Linked DNA regions of Homo sapiens: region 1 is linked to region 2. A link is an interaction called in ENCODE POLR2A ChIA-PET data of the cell type or tissue named here. Cell type or tissue: HepG2. All regions are shown on one strand. Each heading gives the region's core, and the rest is flanking DNA. Links, peaks and the distances in the headings are about the cores only. Region 1 overlaps LOC124900191 (a long non-coding RNA gene). Region 2 overlaps LHFPL2 (LHFPL tetraspan subfamily member 2).

Evidence for each region. ChIA-PET counts read pairs that join two places held together with the same protein. Peaks named below come from ENCODE experiments on the same cell type or tissue, not always from the same donor. Only the 100,000 strongest peaks of a DNase experiment are listed, where the experiment ranks them.
Region 1: POLR2A ChIA-PET joins it to region 2 with 6 read pairs; 3 of 35 experiments call an interaction of 5 or more read pairs at or near these places.

The regions. Positions count from the first base shown.
Region 1 is chr5:78,712,021-78,728,148 of GRCh38, forward strand. LOC124900191 (a long non-coding RNA gene) reads right to left here. Exons shown (of 5, transcript XR_007058832.1): 4 at 6,064-6,109. Among named protein-coding and RNA genes, the nearest start is that of LHFPL2, 71 kb to the left of the region's middle. RefSeq lists enhancers at 15,766-16,060, 16,026-16,128. In HepG2, for the core only: no CTCF peak of the experiment used is centred there; a DNase peak (open chromatin) is centred at 10,511; H3K4me3 peaks cover 1,050 bases.
Region 2 is chr5:78,510,723-78,526,850 of GRCh38, forward strand. All of the region lies in intron 3 of LHFPL2 (LHFPL tetraspan subfamily member 2), which reads right to left. Among named protein-coding and RNA genes, the nearest start is that of LHFPL2, 130 kb to the right of the region's middle. RefSeq lists an enhancer at 1-17 and a silencer at 10,844-11,138. In HepG2, for the core only: no CTCF peak of the experiment used is centred there; a DNase peak (open chromatin) is centred at 8,009.

The DNA of each region.
Region 1 (16,128 bases), core at 3,493-11,492, 200 kb after region 2:
ATAAAGGGATGGAGGAAGATCTACCAAGCAAATGGAAAACAAAAAAAGGCAGGGGTTGCAATCCTAGTCTCTGATAAAACAGACTTTAAACCAACAAAGATCAAAAGAGACAAAGAAGGCCATTACATAATGGTAAAGGGATCAATTCAACAAGAAGAGTTAACCATCCTAAATATATATGCACCCAATACAGGAGCACCCAGATTCATAAAGCAAGTCCTGAGTGACCTACAAAGAGACTTAGACTCCCACACAATAATAATGGGAGACTTTAACACCACACTGTCAACATTAGACAGATCAATGAGACAGAAAGTTAACAAGGATATCCAGGAATTGAACTCAGCTCTGCACCAAGCAGACCTAATAGACATCTACAGAACTCTCCACCCCAAATCAACAGAATATACATTCTTTTCAGCACCACACCATACCTATTCCAAAACTGACCACATAGTTGGAAGTAAAGCACTCCTCAGCAAATGTAAAAGAACAGAAATTATTACAAACGTCTCTCAGACCACAGTGCAATCAAACTAGAACTCAGGATTAAGAAACTCACTCAAAACTGCTCAACGACATGGAAATTGAACAACCTGCTCCTGAATGACTACTGGGTACATAACGAAATGAAGGCAGAAATAAAGATGTTCTTTGAAACCAACGAGAACAAAGACACAACATACCAGAATCTCTGGGACACATTCAAAGCAGTGTGTAGAGGGAAGTTTATAGCAGTAAATGTCCACAAGAGAAAGCAGGAAAGATCTAAAATTGACACCCTAACATCACAATTAAAAGAACTAGAGAAGCAAGAGCAAACACATTCAAAAGCTAGCAGAAGGCAAGAAATAACTAAGATCAGAGCAGAACTGAAGGAAATAGAGACACAAAATACCCTTCAAAAAATCAATGCATCCAGGAGCTGGTTTTTTGAAAGGACCAACAAAATTGATAGACCTCTAGCAAGACTAATAAAGAAGAAAAGAGAGAAGAATCAAATAGATGCAATAAAAAATGATAAAGGGGATATCACCACTGATCCCACAGAAATACAAACTACCATCAGAGAATACTATAAACACCTCTACGCAAATAAACTAGAAAATCTAGAAGAAATGGATAAATTCCTCGACACATACACCCTCCCAAGACTAAACCAGGAAGAAGTTGAATCTCTGAATAGACCAATAACAGGCGCTGAAATTGAGGCAATAATTAATAGCTTACCAACCAAAAAAAGTCCAGGACCAGATGGATTCACAGCCGAATTCTACCAGAGGTACAAGGAGGAGCTGGTACCATTCCTTCTGAAACTATTCCAATCAATAGAAAAAGAGGGAAGCCTCCCTAACTCATTTCATGAGGCCAGCATTATCCTGATACCAAAGCCTGGCAGAGACACAACCAAAACAGAGAATTTTAGACCAATATCCTTGATGAACATTGATGCAAAAATCCTCAATAAAATACTGGGAAGCCAAATCCAGCAGCACATCAAAAAGCTTATCCACCACGATCAAGTGGGCTTCATCCCTGGGATGCAAGGCTGGTTCAACATACGCAAATCAATAAACGTAATCCAGCATATAAACAGAACCAAACACAAAAACCACATGATTATCTCAATAGATGCAGAAAAGGCCTTTGACAAAATTCAACAACCTTCATGCTAAAAACTCTCAATAAATTAGGTATTGATGGGACATATCTCAAAATAATAAGAGCTATCTATGACAAACCCACAGCCAACATTATACTGAATGGGCAAAAACTGAAAGCATTCCCTTTGAAAACTGGCACAAGACAGGGATGCCCTCTCTCACCACTCCTATTCAACATAGGGTTGGAAGTTCTGGCCAGGGAAATCCGGCAGGAGAAGGAAATAAAGGGCATTCAATTAGGAAAAGAGGAAGTCAAATTGTCCCTGTTTGCAGAGACATGATTGTATATCTAGAAAACCCCATCGTCTCAGCCCCAAATCTCCTTAAGCTGATAAGCAACTTCAGCAAAGTCTCAGGATACAAAATCAATGTACAAAAATCACAAGCATTCTTATACACCAATAACAGACAAACAGAGAGCCAAATCATGAGTGAACTCCCATTCACAATTGCTTCAAAGAGAATAAAATACCTAGGAATCCAACTTACAAGGGATGTGAAGGACCTCTTCAAGGAGAACTACAAACCACTGCTCAATGAAATAAAAGAGGATAGAAACAAATGGAAGAACATTCCATGCTCATGTATAGGAAGAATCAATATCGTGAAAATGGCCATACTGCCCAAGGTAATTTGTAGATTCAATGCCATCCCCATCAAGCTACCAATGACTTTCTTCACAGAATTGGAAAAAACTACTTTCAAGTTCATATGGAACCAAAAAAGAGCCCTCATTGCCAAGTCAATCCTAAGCCAAAAGAACAAAGCTGGAGGCATCACGCTACCTGACTTCAAACTATACTACAAGGCTACAGTAACCAAAACAGCATGGTACTGGTACCAAAACAGAGATATAGACTAATGGAACAGAACAGAGACCTCAGAAATAATGCCGCATATCTCCAACTATCTGATCTTTGGCAAACCTGAGAAAAACAAGCAATGGGGAAAGGATTCCCTATTTAATAAATGGTGCTGGGAAAACTGGCTAGCCATATGTAGAAAGCTGAAACCAGATCCCTTCCTTACATCTTATACAAATATTAACTCAAGATGGATTAAAGACTTAAATGTTAGACCTAAAACCATAAAAACCCTAGAAGAAAACCTAGGCAATACCATTCAGGACATAGGCATGGGCAAGGACTTCATGTCCAAAACACCAAAAGCAATGGCAACAAAAACCAAAACTGACAAATGGGATCTAATTAAACTAAAGAGCTTCTGCACAAGAAAAGAAATTACCATGAGAGTGAACAGGCAACCTCAGAATGGGAGAAAATTTTTGCAACCTACTCATCTGACAAAGGGCTAATATCCAGAATCTACAATGAACTCAAACAAATTTACAAGAAAAAAGCAAACAACCCCATCAAAAAGTAGGCAAAGGATATGAACAGACACTTCTCAAAAGAAGACATTTATGCAGCCAAAAAACACATGAAAAAATGCTCGGCATCACTGGCCATCAGAGAAATGCAAATCAAAACCACAATGAGATACCATCTCACACCAGTTAGAATGGCGATCATTAAAAAGTCAGGAAACAACAGGTGCTCGAGAGGATGTGGAGAAATAGGAACACTTTTACACTGTTGGTAGGACTGTAAAGTAGTTCATCCATTGTGGAAGTCAGTGTGGCAATTCCTCAGGGATCTAGAACTAGAATACCATTTGACCCAGCCATCCCATTACTGGGTATATACCCAAAGGATTATAAATCATGCTGCTATAAAGACACATGCACACGTATGTTTGTTGCGGCACTATTCACCATAGCAAAGACTTGGAACCAACCCAAATGTCCAACAATGATAGACTGGATTAAGAAAATGTGGCCCATATACACCATGGAATACTATGCAGCCATAAAAAAGGATGAGTTCATGTCCTTTGTAGGGACATGGATGAAGCTGGAAACCATCATTCTCAGCAAACTATTACAAGGACAAAAAACCAAACACCGCATGTTCTCACTCATAGGTAGGAATTGAACAATGAGAACACATGGACACAGGAAGGGGACCATCACACCCTGGGGACTGTTGTGGGGTGGGGGGAGGGGGAGGGATAGCATTAGGAGATATACCTAATGCTAAATGACGAGTTAATGGGTGTAGCACACCAACATGGCACATGTATACATATGTAACAAATCTGCACGTTGTGCACATGTATCCTAAAACTTAAAAGTATAATAATAATAAAATTTTTAAAAAATTTTAAAAAAACAGGACAAGAATGGAGCTCATGTTAAGTGTTCTCATCACAAATTTTAAAAAAAGAAACAAAAAATAAAGTGGCACATGGAAAAAAAAAAGAAAATGGATCCACCACTTTCTTCTTGGCTTCCTTTTTGCTGCCTTTGTAAGGCACCTGTTCTTGCCAACCATCATGGTGCTGCTCAGACAGCCAAAAGGGTGGAAATGCCAACAAGTCTTTTATGGTAAAAGTCAGGGCCCTGATAGAAAAAGAGAGACTCTGAGACTTGATTTAGGGATATTTGGATGCACGAATCTGAGATGCAAGCTCTCATGCTTCTCTGAATTCTCTCCCCTTGCAGACCAGAGCAGATGCCCCTTGCCTGGGAACCCTGCTAAAGCCTCACCTGATTTGTACTCTTCAAGATGACCTTGCCTCTTTTTATTGTCTTCAGACCAATAACGAAGATTATGTCTCAGCACAATCTGAACAGAGAAACACAGCTCCCTGCTCCAAGAGTAAATATCTAACATACCAAAGACATTGCTGGGCTTGGTTAATGTGTCCCAGTAGCAACCAAGGATCACAATGGGGGTGTAGATCTTAAAGGAATAAGATTGTGTGTGTGGATGGGGGGTGGCAAGTGTGTATTACTGGCAAGAGTAGAATATAAATAAGATGGGATAGAGTGCAATTTATTGATATAGGAGCCCTCTCTCATGACTTGAAGTTTAACATCAGGGAAAAGACACCTAGAACCTGTCCTAATAGACGGCTAGAATAGCTCCTTAAAGTTTCTGCTAACAATGGCCCAAAAGAAATGAGGTGAAAACGCTGATATTGCCTCAGCATAGTATTCATGAAGGGTTCAGAAAGTTCAGATATGTGGGAATGTTAGAGTGGATTTATACAAAACCATAGGAGCCACCACTGTGCTATATTCCTCAGGAAGGTGGAGAGAATATTCCTGTCAGTAGAGTAGCAAGGGTACAGGTGAGGGAGGCACTGACATCTTTGAGAAGTCTGATGATGGCCATCCTTGATAGGGACCAGGGTTGATAGCAGGAGATGCTGTCATGGAAATAGGCTCCCCATGGGAATCATACAAACATACTTGAAAATATAATTAGGAACAAGTGACAGTTAAAGTCCCTGCTCACAAGACATGAAGAAAACAGGAGACTCCTGGAGAATTATCTTTCAACACTTGCCTGAAAAACCAAAACCAAGCAAATAAAAAACACCTTTGTGATAAACCTATTTTTGTTTTAAACACTCAACAGAGATCCTTCTGTAGATCTTTTATGGAGATGAAGATTTGACTTTGGTGGTTGTAAATCATCACTATGTTGGGGTTGCTAACTCAGGAGTTTATCCTTTTTATTTTTATTTTTTAGATGGAGTCTTGCTCTGTCACCAGGCTGGAGTTCAATGGTGCGATCTCGGCTCACTGCAACCTCCGCCTCCTGGGTTCCAGTGATTCTCCCGCCTCAGCCTCCCGAGTAGCTGGGACTACAGGCATGTGCCACCACGCCCAGCTAATTTTTGTATTTTTAGTAGAGACGGGGTTTTACCACGTTGGCCAGGATGGGCTCCATCTCTTGACCTCACGATCTGCCTGCCTTGGCCTCCCAAAGTGCTGGGATTACAGGCATGAGCCACCGCACCCGGCCAGGAGTTTATCTTCTCTATGGAGTGAACCTAATGCCAGTCGGGACCAGGATGAGCGTGCTATTTGCAACATTCCTTGTATCCAGCATCCTTTGCCATGTCATTCTATAGATGCTCTCACTAAAGTGATGGCCAATTTCCTTACCCTTCGAATCCGGGCTTTGGCAAATGGGATGTTAACAACAGCTCCCAAACAGAGGATCACATAGTACTTGCGTGAGCCCACTCCCCTCTTATGTTCTTCAAGCATGCCATGAGAACACGCCTGGGTCAGCCTGCTGAAGGAGCTGAGCTGAGTCATCCCGGTGACAGCCAGCTGACTCTTAGCAGTGAGAGGCACCCCCACAAAGCTGCTCTGCTGACCACCCCAGACACACGAGCAAAAGAAATGTTTACCATTACATGTCACTGAGGCTTTGTGGTTATTTATTATGTAGGATTGTTATGGAAAGAGCTATCTGATAGATACCATGAGGCAAATATGTAAGAATGAAAATTACTTTGAACAGGAAGAAGACATGATTACCTTCAGGAGTCGGTTGACCTCTTTTCTGCAGGTGCACAGTTGGAACCTGGAGAGAACGAAGAATACTAGTGGTGGAGTTGAACAATAACAACAACAACAACACCTCATAACCAGTAAGGTAATGGTCTCATCTAACAAATCCCTCTCCCAACACATGAGCATGAAGTGCTCCGGCTGGGCGGGGAGGGGTTTGCTGCTGTGTGTAGCTGCCTTCCTGGCCTCTTGTCCTCACCAGCTCCCTGTTCCCCATCATCCTTCCTATGCAGTCTCAATTCAACAAATATTTACTGACGCCCCATGCTGCCTGCTGTCCTGCTGAGGCGGGAGGAAACCTGTTTCAAGAGGAGCCCTAGTACAGTTCCTGCCCCCTGGCACCAGCTCTTGTTGAAGAGATATTTACACAAGCATACGGAGAGCACTGAACTCGGAGTCTGGTGATCCAGATTCGTGTCCCAGCTCAGCCACTCACAAGCCTGGGGCCCACAGAGAAATTCTATCTCCTGCCCACACCTCAGTTTTCTCCTTTCTAAAGCAAAGATAATAATCCCCAGCTCACACATGTGGGAGAGGATTCACGAGAATGGAAAGACATCGTAGGAGCTGGAAAGGACTCCCAAGGGACAGGGGTGGGTGCCACCAAGACCAGGCACTAAGATGGCCAGAGGACATTAACTCCTGGCTCTTCAAGGGGGAGGGAGTGTGGATGCTCACTCAGGGTGTGGAACCACAGAGTTGGAGGGAACCTAAAATAAGCCTTCCTCCACAGGGAAGAGGGAGACCCAGGCCTGGTGGGCCCTGGCTGCTCCTGCTGGAATTAGACTTTCATGGACTTGGTATTTGACCCAGCCTGAGCGATGTTTCCTTTGAAGCTCTTGTTGGAAGCTTCCACAAGTAGCACAGCCCATTCCCTGCCACCCACCAACTGCAACCACAGACTTAGCTCAATGTGGAATGTCAGAGAGACACAAATATGGCCTTTTGCCTCAGGCTGTTCCCACCTGGGGTGTAACTGCAGGAGCCTGAGGCTTCCTGGGATTTCAGTTGCTTCCCAGAGCTCAAAAATAGTTACCCATGGATCAAAATCAGCATGTGAACAGAGCATCAATCTACTTCAAAACCAAAGCATCTATCTACTTCCAAACTAGATTTGGGCCAGCTATAGTGGCTCACACCTGTAATCTCAGCACTTTGGGAGGCTGAGGTGGGAGGACTGCTTGAGGCCAGGAGTTCAAGACCAGCCTGGGCGACATGGTGAGACTGTCTCTACAAGAAATTAAAAAATTAGCTGGGCATGGTGGTGCACAACTGTAGTCTTAGCTACTTGGGAGGTTGAGGTTGCAGTGAGCTAAGATTGTGCTACTGCACTCCAGCCTGAGCAACAGAGCAAGATCCTGTCAAAAAAAAAAAAAAAAAAGAAAGAAAAAGAAAAAAGAAAAGAAAAGAAAAGAAAAAGAAAAATGATTAAAAAAAAAAAAAAGAAAGAAACAAAAAAACCAAAACAGATCCGGTTTCCAGGGCTCTAATCTTGGAGAGACTAGGCTGGAAAAAAGCTGTAGTCTCATCTATGACCTGAGGGACGACTCTACTGATAGGAAGGGGATGGGTTGTGTAGAACCTGGATAACAGGGACCAGGAAGCAAGACAAGGCCAGCTTTATCCAGGGCCATGCTAGGGAGGGAGAACCTCATTTGAGAGTGGGCATTCTGGGTGTCACAGGCTCCTCCAAGCCCGGATGAGACCCCTCAGGTTGGTCCTGAGTTGATGAAATCCCCTTGCTTCCTTCCCTCTCCATGTTGGAAAATGCACACTCGTCCCTTGGATTCGCTACTTTTGGCCACATGAGCAGCTTCATCTGGTTCTTCCTGACCCAGAAACTCCACACCTTGTGGGTGTCTTGTGGCAGGGTGCCCGGCCCCTCTCCAGGACACTCTGCTGAGGTTCCACACTCATCAAACAGCTTCCAGTAATTCAGTCAGCCTCAGTACCCCACTCCCCAGCTGGAGAGGAGATCCCCTCCTTGGAGGAACAGTTTGCTGACACCCTAAGTGACGCAATTATTCCCAGGAAGGGTTTGGAGAGGCAGCATTTGACAAGACGTGGGGCTTAGAAACCCAGCTGGGGCAGAAAACTCTGAGCCCCAGCAGATCTGCTCAGGTCTGTGACTGGAGTCACACTATAGCAGAAGCAGATCGTGACCCCCTCCCCAGACCCTGGTGGACCCTGAAAGGATTTGGGGAAGACCAAATTTCCTGTACATACCGTTTGTATGGAGAACAGTCCTCTGGCAGTCACAGTTACAGGGACTCAGTCCTAGGTTTTTATCCACTCAGACGGGGGACCTACAAGAGGGTGCCCTTTGCCCTCTAGCACAAAGATGCCTTCGGGCTCACAGCAGCCCCCCTGAGACCTGACCTGGGTGCAGACCTCTCCACTGGCAGCACCAGATCTTTCTTCAGCTCTGTGAGGTGCTTTTTTTTGCAGTTTCTAACATAGCCGTGGCAGCTAAGCAGACACTTGTCTTAAAATCCTCATTGCAGCTCCTCTTGGGTCCCACTGAGAGCCCTTTGGCAAAGCTCGAGAGCTTGCCCACACTATCAGTGTTCAGCCAGGCCCTGCCCTGTGTATAAACAGGAAATCTTAAAGTTCCAATGTGCACCTTCTTCAAGCAATAAAGACTCTTAACAAGCTCCACAGTAAAAGACACTGACCCAGAAAAGCAAACTTCCACAGAGGGGAGGCTGCGTTAATGGAGTCGACCAGTCATTAGTGGCAACCCCATGACTTTAAAGATTTGCACAGATGACCTGGACGGGAAGAATAAAAGCAGGCTTTTCAAAGAGCTGCAGAGTGTGGAAATTCAGGAAGTGTAGCCCACAAGTAGGACATGCCAAGTAATTATTAAGAAGGGAACAAAAGTGAAAAGAAAGAATCACAGGAAAACTCTAGAAGGAATTGAAAGAAACTAAGTTTTGAAAGAAAAAGTGAGTGAAAGAAAAGAAAAACAAATAACAAAAGAAAAATGTGTTCATCTGTCATAGGGGAGAATGATCTTCCTGCGGATCAGAAGCCAACCGGGTTATTGTTAGTAGGTGATTTCCCAGGGATGGCACCCAGCAAACAGCTGCAGGGTGAAGGTAAACAGGACGCTGGGGAGAACGGGAGGATGATACAATTTCATAGGAAGTGCTGTTATTCCTATGTAATATTTACATAAAAATCTCATTTAGGTTCACTGCCTTATTTTCTTGAAAAAGGATGGCAAATTTTCAGCCTCTTCCCGTGAAAGAAATCATACAATGCCCCCTTTAAAATGTCACATATGTCACATTTGAAAATTAACCACAAAAAAAGAAAAAATAATGCCCATATAGAAAAAATACCTTTCTGATTTTGAAACAAGGAGTTCCATTCTCTCTAATGCCAGGCATTTTTTTAATCTGATAATAAATTAGAGACCTTGGGAAGAATATTCACTTTTTTAGGCCACAATAAAAATAGCTACAATAACAACAGTGGTTACTTTTATTTATTCATACATTTTGGAGAGAGAGAGGGCTAATTCCAAAAAAATAACACGGGGAAGAATTCTTATAAGGCATTTACCATAAACAATATTCTCTTTTCTTTACCACCCCCCCGCCAACCCTGACTCAAGACTATTCTCAATGGTTTATGTATATTAACTGTTTTAATCCCAACACTAATTGCATAAGGTAGCTATGATTATCATTTCCTCTTTACAGATGTGGAAAAACACAGCACAGAGAGGCTGAGCAACTTGCTCAAGATACACAACTAGTAAGTGGTGAGGCTCAGATTTGAACCCAGCTAATCTGGTGCCACGGTCCGAGTTTTTCAACAGTAAACTATGCTGCTAGTAAGAACACCCCAAACCACACAGAAGAAATTGTGTCTAAAAGTAGAGTGTTGACTTTACATGAATATTTGTGTTAAGTATTAGGTCACAAGCTAGGCTGTAACATGGGTTCCCACTTAAAGTTACTTTCATAGGGTCCCAAATATTTTATCATAAAGCCAAAAGAGTCAATCTTTCCAAGTTTTGTTTTCCCTAAAGTTATCTTCCTTCTAGAGGTGAGAGGGATCCCCAGTGTATACTTCCTTCTAGGAAGAAGAGAGTCACTGCTATCACTGCTATGTGTCACTTTTTTTTTTTTTTTTTTTTTGAGACAGGGTCTTGCTCTGTCACCCTAGCTGAAGTGCAGTGGTGTGAACATGGCTCTGTGCAGCTTTGATCTACTGGGCTCAAAGGATCCTCCTGCCCCAGCCTCCTGTATAGCTGAGACACAGGCGAGTGCCTCCTTGCGTGTCTAGTTTTTGGCTTTGTTTTTTGTAGAAACAGGGTCTCCCTACATTGCCAGGCTTGTCTCAAACTCCTAGGCTCAAACAGTCCCCCCACCTCAGCTTCCCAAGTGCTGAGATTACAGGCATGAGCCACCGCACCTGGTTAATGTGTCACTTTGAAATCAGCTGTTTCTGCAAGAACTGTGAAAGAGTCATCATAAAAGACTAAATTGGCTGGGTGCGGTGGCTCACGCCTGTAATCCCAGCACTTTGGGAGGCTGACCTGGGCAGATCACGAGGTCAGGAGATCGAGACCATCCTGGCCAACATGGTGAAACCCCATCTCTACTAAAAATACAAAAATTAGCTGGGCACAGTGGTGCATGCCTGTAATCCCAGCTACTCAGGAGGCTGAGGCAGGAGTATCGCTTGAACCTGGGAGGCAGAGGTTGCAGTGAGCCAAGATTGCGCCACTGCACTCCAGCCTGGCAACTAGCTAGACTCCATCTCTCAAAAACAAAAAACAAAAAACAAAAAACAAAAAGACTAAATTAGGGCCGGGTTCGGTGGCTCACGCCTGTAATCCCAGCACTTTGGGAGGCCGAGGAGGGCGGATCATCTGAGATCAGGAGTTCAAGACCAGCCTGACCAATGTGGAGAAACCCTGTCTATACTAAAAATACAAAATTAACTGGGCATGGTGGCTCATGCTTGTAATTCCAGCTACACGGGAGGCTGAGGCAGGAGAATCACTTGAACCTGGGAGGCAGAGGTTGCGGTGAGCCAAGATCATGCCATTGCACTCCAGCCTGGGCAACAAGAGCAAAACTCGGTTTCAAAAAATAAAAATAAAAATAAATAGAAGACTAAATTAGAGTTTGGGGAAGAAAAAAAACCCCTAAGTTATAAAATCACAAATCCCGGGCAATAAGTTAAATCCTTCCAATCCTCCCCTTCTTACTTTGGTTTTGAAATATTTCTTTCATTTGTATCAAAAAGCACTCTCCAGACCAAAGGCTGTCACTGCCAGTGAGTCAGGTATATTCCTAACCCTGTTTTGTGGGACTCTTCAGTGCCTTCTGTCTCCGAGGAGACCCCATCCCATCCCAGGGCCCATCTGGAAACACATGTCTCAAGTGAGCCAGATTTAAAATAGGTTTAAGTGTGAACATTTTCACCTCTTAACTTTAAACCATGCAATGAGATAGAAAACAGTATGTTTGTAAGTTCTCCATCACATGAGAAACAAACTTTGATGACCACCCAGCCAACAGGGTTTTAGAAAAGCAGAAGTTGTAGTTTTGAAAACATTAAGATGCTTATTTTAAGAATCAGAAATCTAGGCCAGGCACGGTGGCTCACGCCTGTAATCCCAGCACTTTGGGAGGTCAAGGTGGGTGGATGACCTGAGGTCAGGAGTTCAAGACCAGCCTGGCCAACATGCTGAAACCCAGTCTCTACTAAAAATACAAAAATTAGCCAGGTGTGGTGGCAGATGCCTGTAGTCCCAGCTGCTCAGGAGGCTAAGGCAGGAGAGTCACTTGAACCCAGGAGGCAGAGGGTGCAGTAAGCTGAGATTGCACCACTGTACTCCAGCCCTGGTGACAGAGCAAGACTCTGTCTCAAAAAAAAAAAAAAAAAATTTAAGAATAAGAAATCTTACTTTATGCATTAAATAATCACTGGTCACAAAATAAAATTCAGAGTTATTATTTCCCTAAGTCCTATAACTATAACCTAAGTTCTCTAGATGGTAGTTTTGACATGTGTGGATGTCTTTATCAGTTCTGCAAATCTCTCAAACATCTGCAAAGCAGTTTTAATGGAATGTGATTGTGTGTTGAAAAGCAGTGTATAACTTCTCCAGAAATTTTGTCCTAATGCTCTTAGTCTCAGGCCTTCTCTGCAAGACCCTTTGTAATCCTTTAGTGGAAATGAATTTCTATTGGTGGTTACTTTCATTTTTTTCAAACCATACAGATGCTAATAAGGATTTGCTGCTTGCTTATTTAAAGAACATGATTAAGCCATTTTAAAGTATCTTTGTGGGCCAGGCACCAGGTGTTTTGTTTTGTTTTGTTTTTGTTTTTTTCATACACTTGGGCGGGGGGGGGGGGGGGATGGGGGTGGGGAATGGCTAATTCCAAGGAAACAACATGGTTAGCAGTGTCATAACACATATTTGCAAACAGCATTTTTCTGAATGTTGTTTATTATGTAAACTAAAGGACCTTTGTTCTGCAGTAAAATAGAGCAGATAAGTAAATCACTGTAGAAAATCAATTTCTAAATGGTTTCTTAAAAATAAAGTTTTAGGCCAGGCATAGTGGCTCACACCTGTAAATCCCAACACTTTAGGAGGCCAAGATGAGTGGATCATGTGAGGTCAGGAGTTTGAGACCAGCCGGGCCAACATGGTGAAACTCCATCTCTACTAAAAATACAAAATTAGCCGGGCATGGTGGCACATGCCTGTAATTCCAGCTACTCAGGAGGCTTAGGCTGGAGAATCGCTTGAACCCGGGAGGCAGAGGTTGCAGTGAGCTGAGATCGTGCCATTGCACTCCAGCCTGGGCAAAAAGAGCAACACTCCATCTCAAAAAAATAATAAGAGGAAGAAAAATAGTTTCAGGCCAGGTGTAGTGGCTCATGCCTATAAGTCCAACACTTTGGGAGGTCGAGGTGGGAGGATCGCCAATGATCTTGAGCCCAAGAACTCAAGGCTGCAGTGAGCTATGGTCATACCACAGCACTCCACCCTGGGGCGACAGAATGAGACACTGTCTCAAAAAATAAAGTTTTAGTCAATTTATGTTTTATATTTTAATTGTAGAAAATGTTAAAAATATAAGAAAACATTAAAATTACTCATAACCTCACCTCCCAGAAAAAGAATTAACATTGTGTTTCACTTTTGTCCCATATATACATGCATTTTTAAAATCTGTTTTGTGCCCTGAGTTCTGCTCAGGTTTGTCCCTTTCTCTGATGATCAAGGCTTGGTACGTGAGTCAAGGTGGTCACCCCAGTTGCCATCTTCTCTCTGGATAAGTTCATTCCTTACAGGATGCTCAGGCTCTCATTCAAACTTCTGGTGGGCCTGCCCCAGCAGTTTCCAGAAAAGCCCAGGCATTTCTGAACTTTATTTTGTATTTATTTATTTATTTATTTATTTATTTATTTTAAGACAGAGTCTTGCTCTGTCACCCAGGCTGGAGTGCAGTGGCATGATCTTGGCTCACTGCAGCCTCCATCTCCCAGGTTCAAGCAATTCTTGTGCCTCAGCCTCCCAAGTAACTGGGATTATAGGCACGTGCCGTCACACGGGGCTAATTTTTTGTATTTTTAGTAGAGACAGGGTTTCACCATGTTGGCCAGGCTGGTCTCGAACTCCTGACCTCAGGTGATCTGTCTGCCTCGGCCTCTGAAAGTGCTGGGATTACAGGCATGAGCCACCACACCTGGCTATGAACTTTAGCTTGGACTCAATCTGGACCATGCTCCCATGCCCTGGTCCCCAATATTCTTTGTGAAGAAGGATAACAGAAACATGGCAGCTGCATTCTAATATTGGAAGGGTGATTATGGAGCAGAAGGGGCACAGAGGCTCTTTGAAGCTCTAGGGGACAAAACTAGGTTGGGTGGAAAGTAGAATAGCTTACTTCAGAAGCAGAGAGTTCTCTGCCCTTGGCAATATTCACTTGTGGGGATGGCTGTGGGATCGAGCATGGAAAGCAGAGATAGTCAGTGACAGTGTCCTTGTCAGAAGGTTCTGTGACCGTATGTATTTCCAGGGTTGACTCTGTATCTACATGGCATGATTTATGGGTGTCCTGAACATTCTTTTTTCTTTTTTTTGAGATGGAGTCTTGCTCTGTCACCCAGGCTACAGTGCAATGGTACAATTTCGGCTCATTGCAACCTCTGCCTCCCAGGTTCAGGTGATACTCCTGCTTCAGCCTCCCAAGTAGCTAGGACTACAGGTGTGTGCCACCTTGCCCAGCTAATTTTTGTATTTTTAGTAGAGACGGGGTTTCACCATGTTGGCCAGGCTGGTCTTGAACTCCTGACCTCAGGTGATACACCCACCTTGGCCTCCCAAAGTGCTGGGATTACAGATGTGAGCTACCGTGCCTGGCCAATGGTGTCCTGAACATTCTGCCTCCACATCAACAATCTTGATCATGGCTGTAGCCACGGGGCCCAGGACGGGGCCTGGCACATTGCAGGCACTCAGTAAATGTTTGTTGCAATGAATGAATGAACCAACCTGGCTGCAGTGGCTGCTCCTTTGCTCTCCACTTTTAGAGACTATGGACCAGCAGACATGCTGGACTTTGACCAGGGCCTGGTGGGAAGTGCTGAGAACTGCTGGCTTCTTATTTCACAGAATTATCCATTTTCTGTTGTTTCTTGGGAGGGCCCTTGGTCTTAGCTTTCACACAGTGGTATGTAGAATGAACTGGGAGACAGCCAATTTAGGCTTTTTCATCTACCAAACAAACCAAATCCATAACATTTGATTTGATGGATGGAATCCCCGGTGGATGATTTCACTCAGCCCTTTAAACAATGGAATGAGACCACTGGCCTCCTGCAGACTTTCTCTTGATGGGGGGTGAGGGAGGAGTGGTGGTCTGGAATGGGGAGATAAGTGGTAAAGGATGGAGGCTGGGTGCAGTGGCTCACGCTTGTAATCCCAGCACTTTGGGAGGCCAGGGTGGGCAGATCACGAGGTCAGGAGATAGAGACCATCCTGGCTAACTTGGTGAAACCCTGTCTCTACTAAAAATACAAAAATTAGCCAGGTGTGGTGGTGCACACCTGTAGTTCCAGCTACTCGGGAGGCTGAGGCAGGAGAATCACTTGAACCCGGGAGGTGGAGGTTGCAGTGAGCCAAGATTGCACCACTGCACTCCAGCCTGGGTGACAGAGCAAGACTCCATCTCAAAAAAGAAAACAAAAACAAAAACAAACTTGGCCGGGTGTGGTGGCTCACGCCTGTAATCCCAGCACTGTGGGAGGCTGCGGCAGGTGGATCACTTGAGGTCAGGAGTTCGAGAGCAGCCTAGCCAATGTGGCGAAACCCTGTCTCTACCAAAAATGTAAAAAATTAGCTGAGTGTCGTGGCGGGCTCCTGTAATCCCAGCTACTCGGGAGGCTGAGGCAGGAGAATTGCTTGAACCTGAGAGGCGGAGGTTGCAGTGAGCCGAGATTGAGCCCCTGCACTCCAACCTGGGTGACAGAGTGAGACTCCATCTCAAAAACAAACAAACAAACAAACAAACAAACAAAAAACCCTCTACAAAATGGCATTTTAGGACTTTATAATATTAATATTTTTGGCTGCTTTAATGAGTATGAGTAGCTGTTCCATAAGCAGATACTATGTCACATAGGGTAGATTTCAAGCCACTGCTTTAGAAGATGGTATGCTTGAATTGATTGTACACCTGAGGACTGAAGTTGAAACCACCAGCTAGAAGTGAATGCTTTTTGCTTTGTCATGGGCCAGTGGACTTTGCCTGGGAATCTCCCCTGAGCTGAGGCCAGCAAAGGTTGCACTCTGAAAGAGTATGAAAGGGTGGCGATATGTCTCATTGGTGAACCAGGTAATGGAAAATGCCTCTCCTCATCCTGCACAAGAATGCCAAACATCAGCCACAGTGCTCCCTTTTCTTTTGTACCAGTGTGGTTTATAGAAACTGGACAGTATCAGTGGACATTTTCTCTGGGCTTTTAAGGGGAACACATTGTATCTTG
Region 2 (16,128 bases), core at 4,104-12,103:
CATCTTTTACTGGAAAAAGTCAAACAGCACAGGGATCCAGAGAGGAGGAGGCAAGACTGGCAATCAACTCTATTAGTGGATGTTTTGTTTTGTTTTTAAGTTTGCAAGACTTTTTGCCTGCTGTTTTGGTACTAGGTGAGCTAAGTTTTGAGAAACTTGGACCAAGCGCTTTTGCTTAACAGTAGAGAGTAGCAACACCCCGCTTTTATTTCCTCGAAATTAAATTACTAGCAGAGACATAAGTGTGTTTGCTTCATAGGTAAATAGGAAAGAATCACATGTAAAAGAATAAACAAAACATTGCTCCCATACCTATACTTTATCCATTTTTCACAGGGTGATTTTTAGACAAAATAATTTACACTAATTAAAACTCAGAGGGGAAAAAAAAAAAACCTTAAGAGTTCATGACTTACTTGGGGAAATTATTTTTAAAAGACATTAATGACCGTTAACTAAGCATCATTACAACTGAGTGGACTTGTTGACAACAGAACCTTGTCTATGAAGAATGCATCCCTTGAATTGTCCCAATTCATCCCATGTGCCTCTGCCTAAGCTTCGATTCACCCCAGGTCGGGAACTCAACATGCCCATTGTTTCTCATTTCACAGAGGCCTCATTCTGTCTCCACGGAGGAATGACTTCATTACCAGAAGACATTGCTCCAGTGGCTCAAGCCTTCTTCAGAGGAGTCTGGACCCTGAAATGGGGGCCAGCAGGGCTGGTTTGCAGCCCCATTTTCTGCCCCATTCCAAGGCCAGGAACAATCACATAGCTCACATCTGGGCACATGGCCCTGCTCTGAATGATTAGATCTCATTAACCGAGGTCAAATCAACTCCATGAGAACTGCAAAGAGCCCCCTGGCATGTTGGGAGTGGGGTGAGGCAGGGAGTTATCGAAGAGGAAGAGAAGCGGAGAAATAAGGAAGCCCAGTGTCAAAGCTTAAAATGCCCGTTTCTACACCCTGCACCAGCTGTCTGCCTGCTGGCTGACTTCCTAGTGAGCATGTGACTCTACCCATCCCTTGAAACATGATGTATTTTAAAATCCTCATATCATGGTAGTTGCTATACAAGATGCTATTTTGGGGACACAGCTAGTGCACTACTAGGAACATATGCACTTAATTGTCAGGGTGTGTGTGCGTGTGTCACAGCGCTGTGCCAAGCACTGGGTAAGGGAAGGGAGTCCATCAGGTATGGGTTCCAAAGCCAGCTCCAGCACTGACCATATGGATGCCTAACTTCTCAGAGCTCCCTCGTCTGAGCCGGTAAGGGTAGCCTACCTCACCAGATTGTTGCAAGGAATGAACAAGAACCTACTGAAGCACCCAGCACAGTGCCTGGCAGAGTAAGTGCTCAACAAATATCAACTCCCTGCCCTCCGAAGCTTTTCCTGTAACATAGATGACACCGTTCAGACAACTATTGATCCAACTGAGGTGCCCAGCAGATTACAGAAACCTGGCCACTGCACACAGAAAACATTAAGCACAGGCTACTTAGAGATGGACGAAGTCATTCATGTCTAAACTTACCTTGCAGCCTTCAAGGGCAGAGTCCTGGTCTTCCTGTTTCCCCACTACCTAACTCAGCTGGTGTTTTTATATTGGATATACCTTCTGGCTGAATGCTAATTTATCTCCACAAGCTGGATAATTTATATCCAACTGGTGGAGATAAATTAGCATTCAGCCAGAAGGTATATCCTACTCCGACTCACTCATTCTCAGCTCCCTCCTCCAGATAGTACCAAACAGAAAGCCTTTTGAGAAAAAAGTTACTAAGGGCTTTAGAGGAGATTGTTTGTAATGAAAATGATCATTCTAAAAGAGAACAAGAAAATGAGCCACAAGGACTCCCAGGAGGCCCTGAGAGCCTGCACGTACCCATCAGGCTCACAAATACTTTGGGCCCACAGGTGGCAAGCCCAGCCTGTTGAGAGCTATAAAGCCTTCCCATTTGATTAGAAAACCATTTTACTGTTATGCACAATCTCTTTCCCATCCCTTTTCTCTGTTAAATGTAATTTTTCTTTTCTTTTTTTTTTTTTTTTAGATGGGGTCTCACTGTGTCACCCAGGCTGGAGTGCAGTGGCATGATCTCGGCTCACTGCAACCTCTCTGCCTCCCCTCTCCTGCCTCAGCATCCAGAGCAGCTGGGATTACAAGCACACACGACCATGCCTGGCTAAATTTTTGTATTTTTAGTAGAGATGGGGTTTCAGCATGTTGGCCAGGCTGGTCTCAAACTCATGACCTCAGGTGATCACCCACCTTGGCCTCCCAAAGTGCTAGGATTATAGGCGTGTGCAACCACCCCTGCCTGAATGTAATTTTTCAATGAGAACATTCATATTTGTCCTCTTGCAGAACTGCAGGGCTCCTACAACCTCTCGGGTGACTTGTATCTTAATGACTACTCGAGTGTCCACTGCCCTGGCCAGCAAGCTCTACTCAGAGTAAGGAATGCAATTAGTTTGCAGCTTCTGAAGAAAAAGGCTGTAAAAGTTCAGGACAGGAGAAGATGGGACATCTGGGCTTAGCAAAATGCCTGAGAACAATTTGAAGGCAGGATTACTTAAGGACCCACATGCTTAAGTAAAAATAATATAGTTCCCTCTCCTTTATGCTAAAACATTTCCTCATTCACTGCACCAAATTCTCACACCCATACAAGATTGGCTGGGATAAGGGCTTCATTCTTCTGTTTTCAATAGGGGGATAAGATGCTCTGTTCTCCCTAGTAAGTTTGCTAACTGCTACTATCAGAGGAACAGTGGTGATACGCAAGGCTGACTAAAATCGAGGCTTCCTGGGGGTGGTGATATGGTTTAGCTGTGTCCGCACCCAAATCTCATCTTGAATTGTAGCTCCCATAATTCTCACGTGTTATGGGAAGGGCCCGGTGGAAGATAATTGAATCATGGGGGCGGATCCCCCATACTGTTCTCATGGTAGTGAATAAGTCTCACAAGATCTGGTGGTTTTATAAGGGGAACCTCTTTCACTTAGTTCTCATTCTCTCTTGTCTGCCACCATGTAAGACATGCCTTTCACCTTCAGCCATGTTTGTGAGGCCTCCCCAGTCATGCAGAACTGTGAGTTCATTAAACCTCTTTTTCTTTATAAATTACCCAGTCTCACGTATGTCTTTATCAGCAGTGTAAAAACGGACTAACAGAGGCTGCAAGCAAAGTTCTCAGGGTGGCAGGACAAGGGACCATCTGGAAGTGCAGCAGGGGGCTTCTGCAGTGGTTTGTGCTCTGTCCCAGTTTGGCTAGGTGCACTGAAAGGCAGGTACCTGCTGAGACATCTGTATCAAAGGGGAAAGAGATCCTCATGACAGAACCTTATTAACCACAGGGATACGAGGCACAGCCCTCTTCGGCCTGGCATCCGTTGCTATTAACCATAATGCCTGCTTCCACAAAGCCCATTTCATAAACTAGGCCCTCGCTGCCATTCTACCTAAAAGACTTCTTCTCTACGGGCCACTAAATACGTTTCCCCTCGACAACACCTGACCTTACTATCACATCCCAGGTGATTGTGGATCATCTAGACAGCCCTCTGATGTTCAGAAAATGATGACTGGCACAACGGTGTGCAAAGTAAAGCCTCTTCACTTAAAAAAAAAAAAAAGACAAATGAGAATCCTGCAGAAACCTACATTAATACCAGAGAATAGGGAGCAAAGAGGAGTTTCAAAATGGCTGGTCTGTGGGAGTCAGTCCTATGTACAGATTCTTCCCAGAGCCCTAATTTGAAAAGGTAGAGTGAAGGTCCTCAGTAGAGCTGAGCCGGGGTTTGTCACTTAGATCCCGGATCTGTCTTTGGCAGCTTCCTGCTGTCAGCAGGGAAGAAAGTGTATGTGAAGCCAGAACCACCCAGTGCCCGCCGGCTGGATCACCCGGACAGAAACTCAGGAGCAAAGTTCACATCTACCTGGAAAGAATGAGGGAAACCTGAAGGATGTCAATCAAGGTTGCATCAAAAAGCTCTCACTCCCCACCCTGATGGGAACAGCACACCCAAAGAATGATGCCAGGACAAACAATGTTTTGAAGAACACTACCTTGCTTACTCACCCTGGTTCTGTTTTTCAACTTTTTTATGAACGTTTTCAAACATAAAGTTGGCAAGAACAGACAATGATCACCCACATACCCAACACCCAGATTCAACATTTGTTAACATTTTCCCGTATTTGTTCCATCAATTTATAGCATACACACTCACACATTTTCTGAACTATCTGAAAATGAGTTGCAGATGTTCTGACACTTCACCCCTAAATACTTTAGCATACACCTCCTAAAAATAAGAACATTTTCCTATATAACCACAACAAGATTAGCACACCCAAGAGAATGGACAATAATCCCCTTATATCCAAAGCCTAGTTCCTACTCAAATTTCCCTACCCCTGCCCTGTTTTTAATAGCTGTTTTCTTAAAACCATGACTCAATCACAGCTCATGCATTGCATTTGATTAGGTTCTTTTAGTCAAGAATAGTCTTCCCACCCAACCTATTCCACCCCATCCCAATTATTTTCCCCGACATTGACTATTTGAAGATACTGGGCTAGTTGTCCTACAAAATACTTGACAATCTGGATTTGTCGATTTCCTCATGATTTCATTTCAACTTGTTCTCTATCCTCTATTTCAGAGAAACTGGAAGTTACATCTAAAGGCTAGACTGGTAGATGCTTGGCCGATCTCTGTTTTCACTCTTGCAATCTCCCTCAGACACATGAATCCCACAAGGGTCAGCAATATGGCCTCCATCCCCGTTTCTTCTGCAAGGATGGGAGGATTAAGAGAATTAGAATGTATGTGCTTTTGCCTTCCAAGAGTTGGAAAGACCCTCCAGAGTGTTGCTTCTTAAAGTGTGGGTTCCTGGACCATCTCCCAGAGGAGAATGACAGCTACCTGTTTTAAAAAGTACATTCCTGGTCCCCAACCAACCACTGAATCAAACTTTTTGGATGGTGCCAGAATCTGCATTTCTAACAAGTTCCTAGGAGAGCCTTTCACAGAAAGGCCACTGTGAGGCAGCGTGGAAAAGGTCAGTTCCTTGGTATTGGGGAGGGGAGGCTGAAGGGCAGAGGCAGGAGGAATGTGGCCTGGCTCAGTCAGGACAGACCCAGCAGCCAGACCACCTGTCCCCTGCACAGCTCATGATGCCTCCCAGGTCACAGGGCCCAGTGACTGTAGGGAAACCAGCTGTTCTCCCAGCTCATCTGTTGTCTGATAATCCTCGTACAGCATGAAACGATCTGCCCAAACATTCAGGTCCTTCTCTTCAGAAGACAAAAGGAGCCTTAAGAACTGGAAGGATAGTGTTGGCACAAAAAGTACAGGACTTTGCATGACTTAAAAAAAAATGTACCAAAGGAGGTTTTGAAACTCTCATTCTGGCCACCCCGTAAAACACATTCACTACAGAAATACAGACATCTTGATTATATTTAAGAGGACCCAAATGCACTAACAATTCTATTATTCTTTAGGGTACGTCTAAACATGCTCAAGACCTCCTGCTTTTGCCAATTTCCTTGGCTCAACTTCTGATCGACTCCTCTTCTCCATCCCATCTCTGACTTCTGGGAAAACTCTGAAGCTATGGTTCCCAATTAGGGGCAATTCTGTCCCCACACCAACTTTGCAGGGGACGTTTGGCAATGTCTGAAGGCATTTGGGGCTGTCACAGCTGTGGGGGTAGGGGTGTGTGCTACTGGTATCTGGTGGACAGGGGCGCTGTCAAACAAAAATTACCTGGCCCCAAATGTCAGTATCGTCAATGTTGAGAAACCCTGCTCTGGGGGCTTCTCACAGAGGGCAATTTTGAATGTATAGGAGCAACTTGAGATGATTTTTAAGATCTATTTTTAAAAGGTCTATTCTGATGCGTATGTCTATAATCTGCGCATTCATGATATTTACTAAATTAAATATATTTTTAGTTGTTTTTCTCCATTTTTAAAAAAGGCCATGCTAGTTTGGATGTCCAAGATGACAGGATGATAGGGACTGGGGCCCCCGAAGCCAGGGCAGACTGACTCAGAACCTTGTGCCCTTGAGCCTGTCTTTCCTGGGGTCCTGGGTGGTCTCTGCATCACACGCTAAAGTTAACTTCTGTTTTCATAAATCTCTATTCTGCGAATGGCAAAATGGGGCTCCCCATTCATTACTGTTACCTTTCTTCACCTACACCTGAGGGGCCTGGACATGGGTTCAGAAAACTGCATGGTTGGCCACACAGGCTTCTGCTTCTCTCAAACTCCTCTCCTCCAGAGTTGGGCTGGTCACTCAGGAGGTACTCAGGTGGCCTTGGCCACCCCAAATCTCAGGGAATCTCAAGGACCCTACAAGGTAGACCTATAAGATTTTCAGGCATTCTGATTCTTACCTGACCCCTCTTAAACATGCTTCTTTTCCCCTTGAAACTGTTGACATTCTCAGCTGCCTCGCAGCCCCTCCCTCCAAACACACCTGAACAAGTCTCTTTTTCTCTGGGCATGGGATCCCCCACTGAGCTCTTTTGACCCCCATGCTCACTGCCAAGTTTGTTGTTTAATACACCCATCCTGGCCAGTCATAGGTTTCTTTCTTGATGCCAACTCCAACTCCTCCTGTATCCAATTAATCTACCTCTGGCCACTCATTTCTAGAGGCCATTTTCACCCTCCCATCCTGAGGCATCTGTATTAGTCTGTTCTCATGCTGCTAATAAAGACATACCCGAAACTGGGTAATTTATAAAGGAAAGAGGTTTAATGGACTCACAGTTCCACATGGCTGGGGAGACCTCACAATCATGGAAGAAGGTGAATGAGGAGCAAAGGTACACCTTACATGGCAGCAGGCAAGGAAGCATGTGCAGGGGAACTGCCCTTTATAAAACCATCAGATCTCGTGAGACTACTGACTATCATGAGAACAGCATGGGAAAAACTCGCCCCCATGATTCAATTACCTCCCATTGGGTCCCTCCCATGACATGTGGGGATTATGGGAGCTACAATTCAAATGAGATTTGGGTGGGGACACAGCCAAACCATACCAGCATCTATAGCCAGAGACGGAAGGTCCACTTGTCTGGTCCTATTTTCTAAATGATTCCTTCTCTTCTAAAGCCCACTTGCGTATTTTATGTTTGTTTTCCCTCTATTTCTACAAATGTCCTCATCTAAAAGCTCTTTAGGGGGCAAGTCTTTCTTTGTGTGTCTGTCCGACAGGCAGGAGGGGCTGAATAAACCAACCTCTAAGGTAGACATTAAAATCTGATGTAGCCCAGATGCCATAAGCCGGGGCCATATGCCTATGCCTGTACAGACCATAGGGTCAAAAGCATTTTCAGTTTTACATGAAATTAAAACTTGAATTTCAGGAGTTGCCTTTTAATGCCACTGCTTTATAGGAATTTTAAATGAAAGGTGTTTCTCAAGTTTATAATGAATTCTGTGATACTGGGCAAAATATAAGTCTTAAAGTGAACCTCTTGTGTCTTCTCAGGATAATAAGAGAGTTTTAACTAAGAAAAGTAACAGGCTGGGTACAGTGGCTCACACCTATAATCCCAACACTTTGGGAGGCCGAGGCGGGCAGATCACCTGCGGTCAGGGATCAAGGTACGCAGCGTTTTCCAACTTTCCCTAGTGAGAATGCCACATTCAAAACTGTAGAAAGGTTTATACTTTCTCCATTTATTAACTAGAGGAAATCCCCAAATATTTAGGATTCATATTACGCTTTGAAAACAGATGGGCTTCAGTGCAGCTTCCAAAGGGATGCACACTCCTCAGGGGAACGTGAGCTCCACGCGCAGCTGCCAGTAGCCATAGGTACTTTTGAATACAGAACGATCCTTCAACTCTGGGCAGCAGCCTGGCCTGCAGGACTGAGCCGGTGTAATGACTCAGGAATGTGCCAGCTGGGAGGAGGTGGCCCAGTGAGTGTTCCTCGCTGCAGCCTAGATGAAGTCACTGCACGCTCAAAGTTCAAGATGGTCACAGAAAAACCCCTTTTTAAAAAGTCTGAACTCTTGTACTTGTTCATATGATCCAGTGTCCTCTTTCTGGGAAGAGGGACTTATTATTGTAGCTTCTAACAATAGTGAGGCATAGTAAACAGAGATAAAGTTCAGCTGGATGTCCCAGAAGCAGTGAGGAAACCAGGCCACTTAAAAACAAAGCAAAAGGCTGAGGCAGAAATGGCTTTAGGTTCATTTCTATAAGAGATGCTTCCCAACTCCCTGTTCCCCAGGTGCTCACCTGTATGGGCTGCTAAGCAACGTGGACAGGGGAAGTCTGTCCCATTCTATGCCCAGTGCTATGGACTCCCAGGAGCTCCAGCTACCTTGCTCCCCAACATGAGCCAGGCTGGAGAAGATGACCACTGAGAACCCACACAGCCCTCCGTAAGAGAGAGACGCGAGGCAAGAGAGCCTGGGGGAATCCACAGAAGAAAAACTAGACTGGATTTTGGTTAGGTGATAAAAAGGAGCATGTCCCTGGGGTGCTGACAGATACTTCTTTGAGGTGGTTAGGACAGACCTCATCACAGTAAACCATTTCTCACAGCCCTGATCACTGCAGAGCAGTTCCTTTTCTCTGTACCCTACAAGTGGGTGGCTGATAATTCTGGGTTCCAGTATAACATGGCAACAGCCAGAATCTGCCTCTGGGGCGGGATCTGTCAGGCTTCAGGAAGGGTACACAGGACAAAACCCCTCACCTCCACCCGTCCAGGGCAATGAGCTCATCCAGAAAGGCACCATGTAAGAATGATTCAGTCTGGAGGCAGACACTTAATCTGAACCCTGGTCCTCAGTAGTGACCTTAGGTGAAATTGGGCCCGTGTTCCTCAGTTCCTGTGTCCGTAAAATGGAGTAATAGCCTACCGCATAGGGATGTTGTGAGGATCAATTAAGTTAAAGTAAGTATCAAGCTTAGAACAGCACTTAGCACATGGCCAGCACTCCATCCATGTGGACTATGCCCCTGCAACAGGATCCAGCCTCCCCGTCCCTTGACCCGGCATAAATGCGACCACTTCTGGCTTTGTGTCTCAGGCACTCCTTTTGCCACTTAGATCTTCCGGTTCTGGAGCCCATCTGGCATGTAGGTAATTAGCCTTTCCTTCAAATACTAATTTCCCCATGTAAAAGGAGTTGTGTGGTGGAAAGGATGTAACACAGAGCTGGAACTGCTTCAATGCTATAAACCACGCTCTAGCATTAACTAGCTCTGTGTCTTTGGGCAATAAACGTCACCTCTCTAAGGACAGTTTCCTCATCTCTAAAGTGGGGGTAAGGAAAGTCGCTGCCACGCTTTTTGGGTGGAACACAAAAACTGTGCACGGAGAGCCAGGTATAATCGTAGGTACCAAGACATAGTAGGAATCATTACTATTACCATCATATAGGTCAACATTTATGTTTCTGCCGCTTATCTCCCCAAGGCCACAAAAGCACCTTCTATTATCATCCTCACTCTCTGTAGAAGGAAATTTGTCCAATGGCAAAGTCATAGGCAAGGGAAAAAGACCCACTAGGCAGGCAGGCAGGAAAACACGGGTCCCGACCCAGGCTCTCGGCTAATGGATGTGTGACCTCGCACAGCTCCACTGCCTACTCTGGCTTCAATGTCTCAGGCCCAAAGTGAAGGCGCTGGACTTGCAGATCACCACTGTCACTTTCAGCTCCAAAAGTCAGTCACTTCAAGCATATGACCACCTCTTCTACCTTCTCCCAGACTAGAGGCTCCTTCTAGAGCAGATGGCTCCATAGGACCTGCTCCTCTGGAGAGGGAGGTCTCTGGTTGGAAGGGAGACGGGGAGACCCCACAGGTTACCAGGAATGGCAACGGACAGCCGTGGCTGATGGAGAGCTGAGCAGCCATGGCCAGGGCACACCCGTGGGCACTACACAATGGCCCTGGCCAAGGGTGGGAGCTGGCCTGGCTCCCTCTTCTGCTCATATGTTTTTTTTCCTGGGGTGGGAGAACCTAACTCTGACTTCTACTCTTGGGAAAACGGTAGAGCATTTCCCACTACGGTCTTTCGGCTAACTGCTAACTGCTACAAATGAGGCCCCCCTGCCCCGGGCCGCAGAGATGGACCCTGCCATTAAAGGACCCTTACTCAGTTCTGAAAAATCACTGACCGTTCCTTTCTTATATACTTTTCCTTCCTGTTTCAGACAACTAAAATGCTTGGAATCACGAACAATTTGATAGCTGTATGCCGAAAGACATGGCAGAATACAAAGTCTTAACCGTTTTTAAAAGGATTTCTATTTTGCTTTCTTATATATGTCAAGAAAGGTGCCAACTGATTAACACATACATATCAATTGGAATTCTAAAGCTGAAAAGCCAGCACTATGGGAGACTCCTTTTTAAGTGACTTAGCTTCAGGCAAGAGTCAGAAGTCATATCCCTTTCATTTCAAAACATAAACTGTATGAAACAGTCCTATAAAATTAACGTGTGCTATTTATCCTCCATTCCTCAGTAAATTATTAAAATCAAGCAGTACAATTCTCTCATCAGTTATAAATGGCCCTAGAAGGCAGATTTACATCTATCCAGGGGCAATTTCTGATGAGTATTTTTATTAATGATCTAATAAAATGTCTTGTTTTGTTATCAACTAAATGATTCAAATGATGTTTTAAAATCTAATACTCCAACCCAATAGTCTGGTGATTAAGCTACTGAGATGACATTAATTTAAAGTGATTTGCAATTTTATTTGGCATTATCAACAACACCATGGATAGATTTAAATTTTTTTAAAAAAATTTTGCCTCCCATGCTGTTAAAGGCAATATTTTATAAGGTTCAGTAAAACTGAGCTGATTAGCATGATAATCACCAATAGCAAAGGTCAGGGGTGAGAGGTTCTGATAAGATAAATTACTTGGCAGTCAGCCACGCACATCCTAAATTGACAGGTGGGCTGAAAGCTTGGGTTGTGAGAATAAAGCTATGTCAACAACAAGAATGACCCAAACACGTCCACTTTCACTCCTCCTAATTTCCTGACTTTTGCTCCAATCTGCCATTTAGCAGAGATGGGCATTCATAAAAGGAAGTGCTGAACCATCTCAGGCCTTTGTGATATGGGCAGGAATGAAAATGCAGACCTTCTACGGCTGGCTATGCGGAGGAGAGCAATAACCCTATGCTGTGTGCAGATACGACCCCTACTCCCACCCCAGGAAACCAAGGGCCCAGGCTCTTAACAGACCTGATGGATTTCTGAGGTAATAGGTAAAGCTGCATCAATTCTGCAAAAATAATTTTTCCCAGAACCCAGAATATTTGCTTTTTCCTCTCTTCTCACCAAAACTCATGCTTCTTGAAAATAATACTCATTAAACATCAGCTAAAACTAAAGCACTTAAAAAGGAGTCACATTGGCCAGGCATGTTGGCTCACAGCTGTAATCTAGGGAGGCCCAGGCGGGTGGATCACCTGAGCTCAGGAGTTTGAGACCAGCCTGACCAACATGGCAAAACCCTGTCTCTACTAAAAAAAACAAAAATTTAGCCAGGCATGGTGGCGGGCACCTGTAGTCTCAGCTACTCAGGAGGCTGAGGCATGAGAATCACTTAAACCCAGGAGGCTGAGGTTGCAGTGAGCCGAGATCACGCATTGCGCTTCAGCCTGGGTGACAGAGTGAGACTCTTGTCTCAAAATAAAAAAAAAATTTTAAAAAGGAGTCTCTCACATTGCTGACCTCCCAAACCAAAGAATTCACGTTAATATACGTTTGCTGACACTTGTTTATCACTGTGATTACTAACAGCCAACTTTTATTGAACCAAGCACTGAAGTTCTAAAGTGGTAAGGCAATTCAGACACCTCTAGAACCAACCCTTGTTCACAACCAATTGTCCAAGGTTGAAGTACTGGACAATGGGGGTGGAGAGGGAAGGCAGGGAAGGAGACCTGAAGATACTCTTACTGCCCTCCGGAAACTTATTAACACTGGAATCAGGAAATACACAGATATAATAAAGACCTGAGCCACTGAAGACCATAACTAGGTCATTGAGAACTCAGTGCCCTGATGTGGGTAGGGCAGGACTGAGGGGTGAGAATCTTGAGAAAACCAAGATAAGGTTTTATCAGGGATATGATATCTGGGAAGTAAACAGACGGTTAATTCAAATGGGAGAGTTGTAGCTGAGGGGGGAGAAAAGGTTGACGTTTTTCTGCATCTGTTGTATAACCCCAGATGGTCGCATAAAAACACTTCTTAATAGAAGTCAAGAAGGGTGGACCATGCTGACACTGCTTATGTTCTCAGCAAGACAGAAGTGGCTGATAACCCTTTTCTGGCGTGTGCACGTGTGTGTGTCTGTGGTGTGTGTGTGTGTGTGTGTGTGTGTATTTCTGCAAGTAAAAATGGAAAATGAAGGGGCGAGTGATTTTTTAACCCAGGCATATCTGCTAGCTATATAGTATGATGAATTTCAAACAGAAGAATTAAAACTCACCTTATGTTCTCACAGCCCCTCGTACCCATTCGAATTCACTTTTTAACTCACAGGATTATTTGTGAACTTTTTATAATGGTTTACGAGGAACTAGAATGACCCTTAACTACTTTAAATATGTTAGGCACTCAGGAGACTTGGGAGCTCTCAGTGTACAGAAAGCCTGGGGTAGGATGGAGCTCCCCCACAGTGAGGGGGTAGAAGAAGGCGGGAGGACCAGAATGTACCCTGGGGATGCTATCTGCCTGAGACAGGCAAAGGGGGGAAATCTGCCAAAGAGACAGAGGACAAGAGACAACCTGCCACAGAGATAACCTGCCAAGGGCGAAGAATGAGGGGGGATGGTCCTAGAAGGCAAGGGCGAGGACAGAATGAGGGTGGCAATGGCCCACAGGGGCCAGTGGACGTCATTGACAGTCACAGCCTGAGAAACAAACATTTCCCCCTAAAAAGAAGTAATGAGTCCAGCAGGAACTGAAGTCAGTCTTGCCGTGGCCCGAGATACACTTCAAAATGTTGCGCGCTGCAGTTTCACTAGATTCTCAATTTCTCAACCCCAAACATTTAATTAAAAGAAAAAAGTCCCAAGCAGTACTTTATCTGAGGAGTCATTACAATAAACAGGCAGTTAGTACAAGGTCAAGATAAGGAAGAATGTGAACAATACAATGGTGTAGATGCTGTGGAGGGGCTGGGCAGGGGGCTGAGGGAAGGAAACGAGCCGGACAATGCACAGATGTCTATGTTTTCGCTGCCAGGAGTTCAGACAAACAGGAAGACCTTAAACTTCTCCAACTGGGAACACTCGGTTTTGCCTGATGAGCAGAGGGGCTGAGCACATGACTAGAACACAGAAACAGAAGGTTGTCATTAAGGCTACAAGACTCGCTCCACACAGAACCCACACCCAGCCTCCTTCTCAGGAAAACCCGGGCCTTGCTCACCTTGCGCCCAGGTTATGCTCCTCGGCCTCACAGCCTTTTCCCTTGGGCTGCTCAGTGAGGTTTTCGGGCACACTCACTCATGGGACCCAATAAGCCCAAGACACCAAGTTTCACAATTTTAGAATTTCCTACTGACATCTAGCAGAGAATTTATGTGTATACAGCTTCTAAGTGGGAACCAAAGAAAAAATGTCTGGCGTAATTATTCAAATGTCATGCTCTGTTCCAACAATAATATCACAATGGAGGTATAAGAATTGTTAGATATCCGGCCAGGCGCAGTGGCTCATGCCTGTAAACCTAGCACTTTGGGAGGCCAGGGCAGGCGGATCACTTGAGCCCAGGAGTTCAAGATCAGCCTGGACAAAATGGTGAAACCCCACCTCCACTAAAAATACAAAAATTAGCCAGGTGTGGTGGCGGGCGCCTGTAGCCCCAGCTGCTCAGGAGGCTGAGGCACAAGAATCGCTTGAACCCAGAAGGCAGAGTTTGCAGTGAGCCAAGATTGCACCACTGCACTCCAGTCTGGGGGACAGAATGTGACCCTGTTCTCAAAAAAAAAAAAAAAAAAAAATTGTTAGACATCCTCAGAATCTCAAAAGTTAGGAATCTCATGAAATGTTTTCTCTTTGGAAACAGTTACATATTTTTCTCCCTGTTGAGTATTTTTTAAATGTTTGAAACTATGCAAACAATAAATATTTCTTGAAATAATTAAAACTTCAGAACATTGTGTGGATATTTAATACTTGGTACTCCTTGAGTATTAAAGGTAAATGTTTCTAGATATAACAGGGTTTCTCAACTTCAGTACTTCTAACACTTGGGGCTGAATAATTCTTTGTTGCAGGGGCTGGTCCTATAAATTGAAGGATGGTTAGCAGCATTCCTAGCTTCTTCCCACTATATGCCAGTAGCGCGCTCTCAGTCGTGGCCAAAAACAATGTCTTTAGACACTGCTGAATGTTCCCAGGGGACAATCCTGCTCCAGAAGGTACTGCTGTGGTTTAGACCCAGGGACTGAGATGAGCGTCAAATGCTGACTATAGGACACACTGGCAGAATAAAGCAGGGCAATCACTAATCTCCCTATGCCTCAATTTCCCCAGCTATAAAATGAGGATATCTTATAGGGTAGAGATGAAGACTAAATGAGAGAATACATGTAAAGTGCTTTGCATAAAGCACTGTAATGCACAGAGTAAGCATTCAGTAAATGGTAGCAATGATAATGGTTAAAGAAAAGTCACAGATCCATAACCTTGGAAAAATGAATTGAGCAGGTCATTCATGGGGTCATTAATAAGAACGAATGCCCACACAGCTCACATCTAAGCAGTCTGTACAGGGCACAAAGGCTAGTGTGTTAGAAACACACGGCCACTTATTAACACTCACCTTGATAAAAATCAAGTTGTTTTCATCCCTTGGAGGATAAAGTGGGGAGTAAAGAGAATAAAGAGAAAAGAGATGAAATGCGAAAACGGATACAGACTAAGGAGAAATATCCTGACACAAAGAGGAAAAGGTAAAAGTGTGCACCTTCTAAAAACTGCTTGAAGACACAAGTTAAAATAAACATGCTGCGTTTGGGAATAGGATACCACAGTGAGAGCTGGTGAGTATCTAAATAGCTGAAAATGGCCACTGCAAGGTGCAGAGGACAGTTGTGATGGAGCTAAGAAGAAAAGTAATATGGCTCAACACCAAGGAAGTAGGAAAGTGTGAGCACGGTAGATAGAGCCTCCTCTCTGGTCAAGAGCTGCCTTCCAGCTTCTTCCTATCTGAGCCTGCTGAAGAAGGCAGCAGAGCCACCCCAGCCTCCCCAAGTCCAGTGCCAGGGGCTTCAAACCTGGGTCTCTCCCACTAGCTGTTCCCCGGCCCCTCAGTAGGAAACTGAACAAAGCCCCGCTCTCTGCCTCTTCTGCTGGCCTCTGTAGCCCTGGCCCCCGCCACCACTCTACAGAGCACTCCATTTTCTTGCCTCCCCACTCCTCCCCACACTCCAAGTTTGTGTGTCACATACAGGCTGGGTGTGGACGGACTCACTGGAACACAAATACTGTGAGTCAATCAGCACTCAAATCTCCTTGGGTTTAGAAATAGTCAGTGACTTTTTCCGGTAGCTGAAGTCTGAAATAAGCTGTTAAAAACAATCATCTTGACTTTCTATCTGACTCATAGCGAATGCAACATTAAATTGAAAACACCTCCTAATTAGCCACTCAGAAATACAACCAAGTCTTTGTGAGACAAAGCCTGGCAATATTTACTGAAATACTGTCTTTGCGGTCTTCTTCTGAACCCATGTTATACTTACATCCCAGTGATATGCAGTTATCTATTCTGTCATTCAAATGCACCAGATCGTTCCTTCCTCATCAAAGTAAATTAAATAACCCAGAATAGCAGTGGGCTTGTGCCTAGTGCTTAAGGCTGCACACTTTAACATTCAACAATGTGCCCCAACCATCTGTAATCTTCTGAGCCCAAGTTGGGTCCACACAAAAACCCAGTGGAGGCGAGTGATTTTTTACCATGATATGCTATTATTATGTTATTGTCAATTGAATGCACTTCAAAAACCAAATGAAGAAGACAAGACAGACCTCCATTCTTTCCTGAAGGCTACACAGCACCCTCCATGTGACCCCAACATCC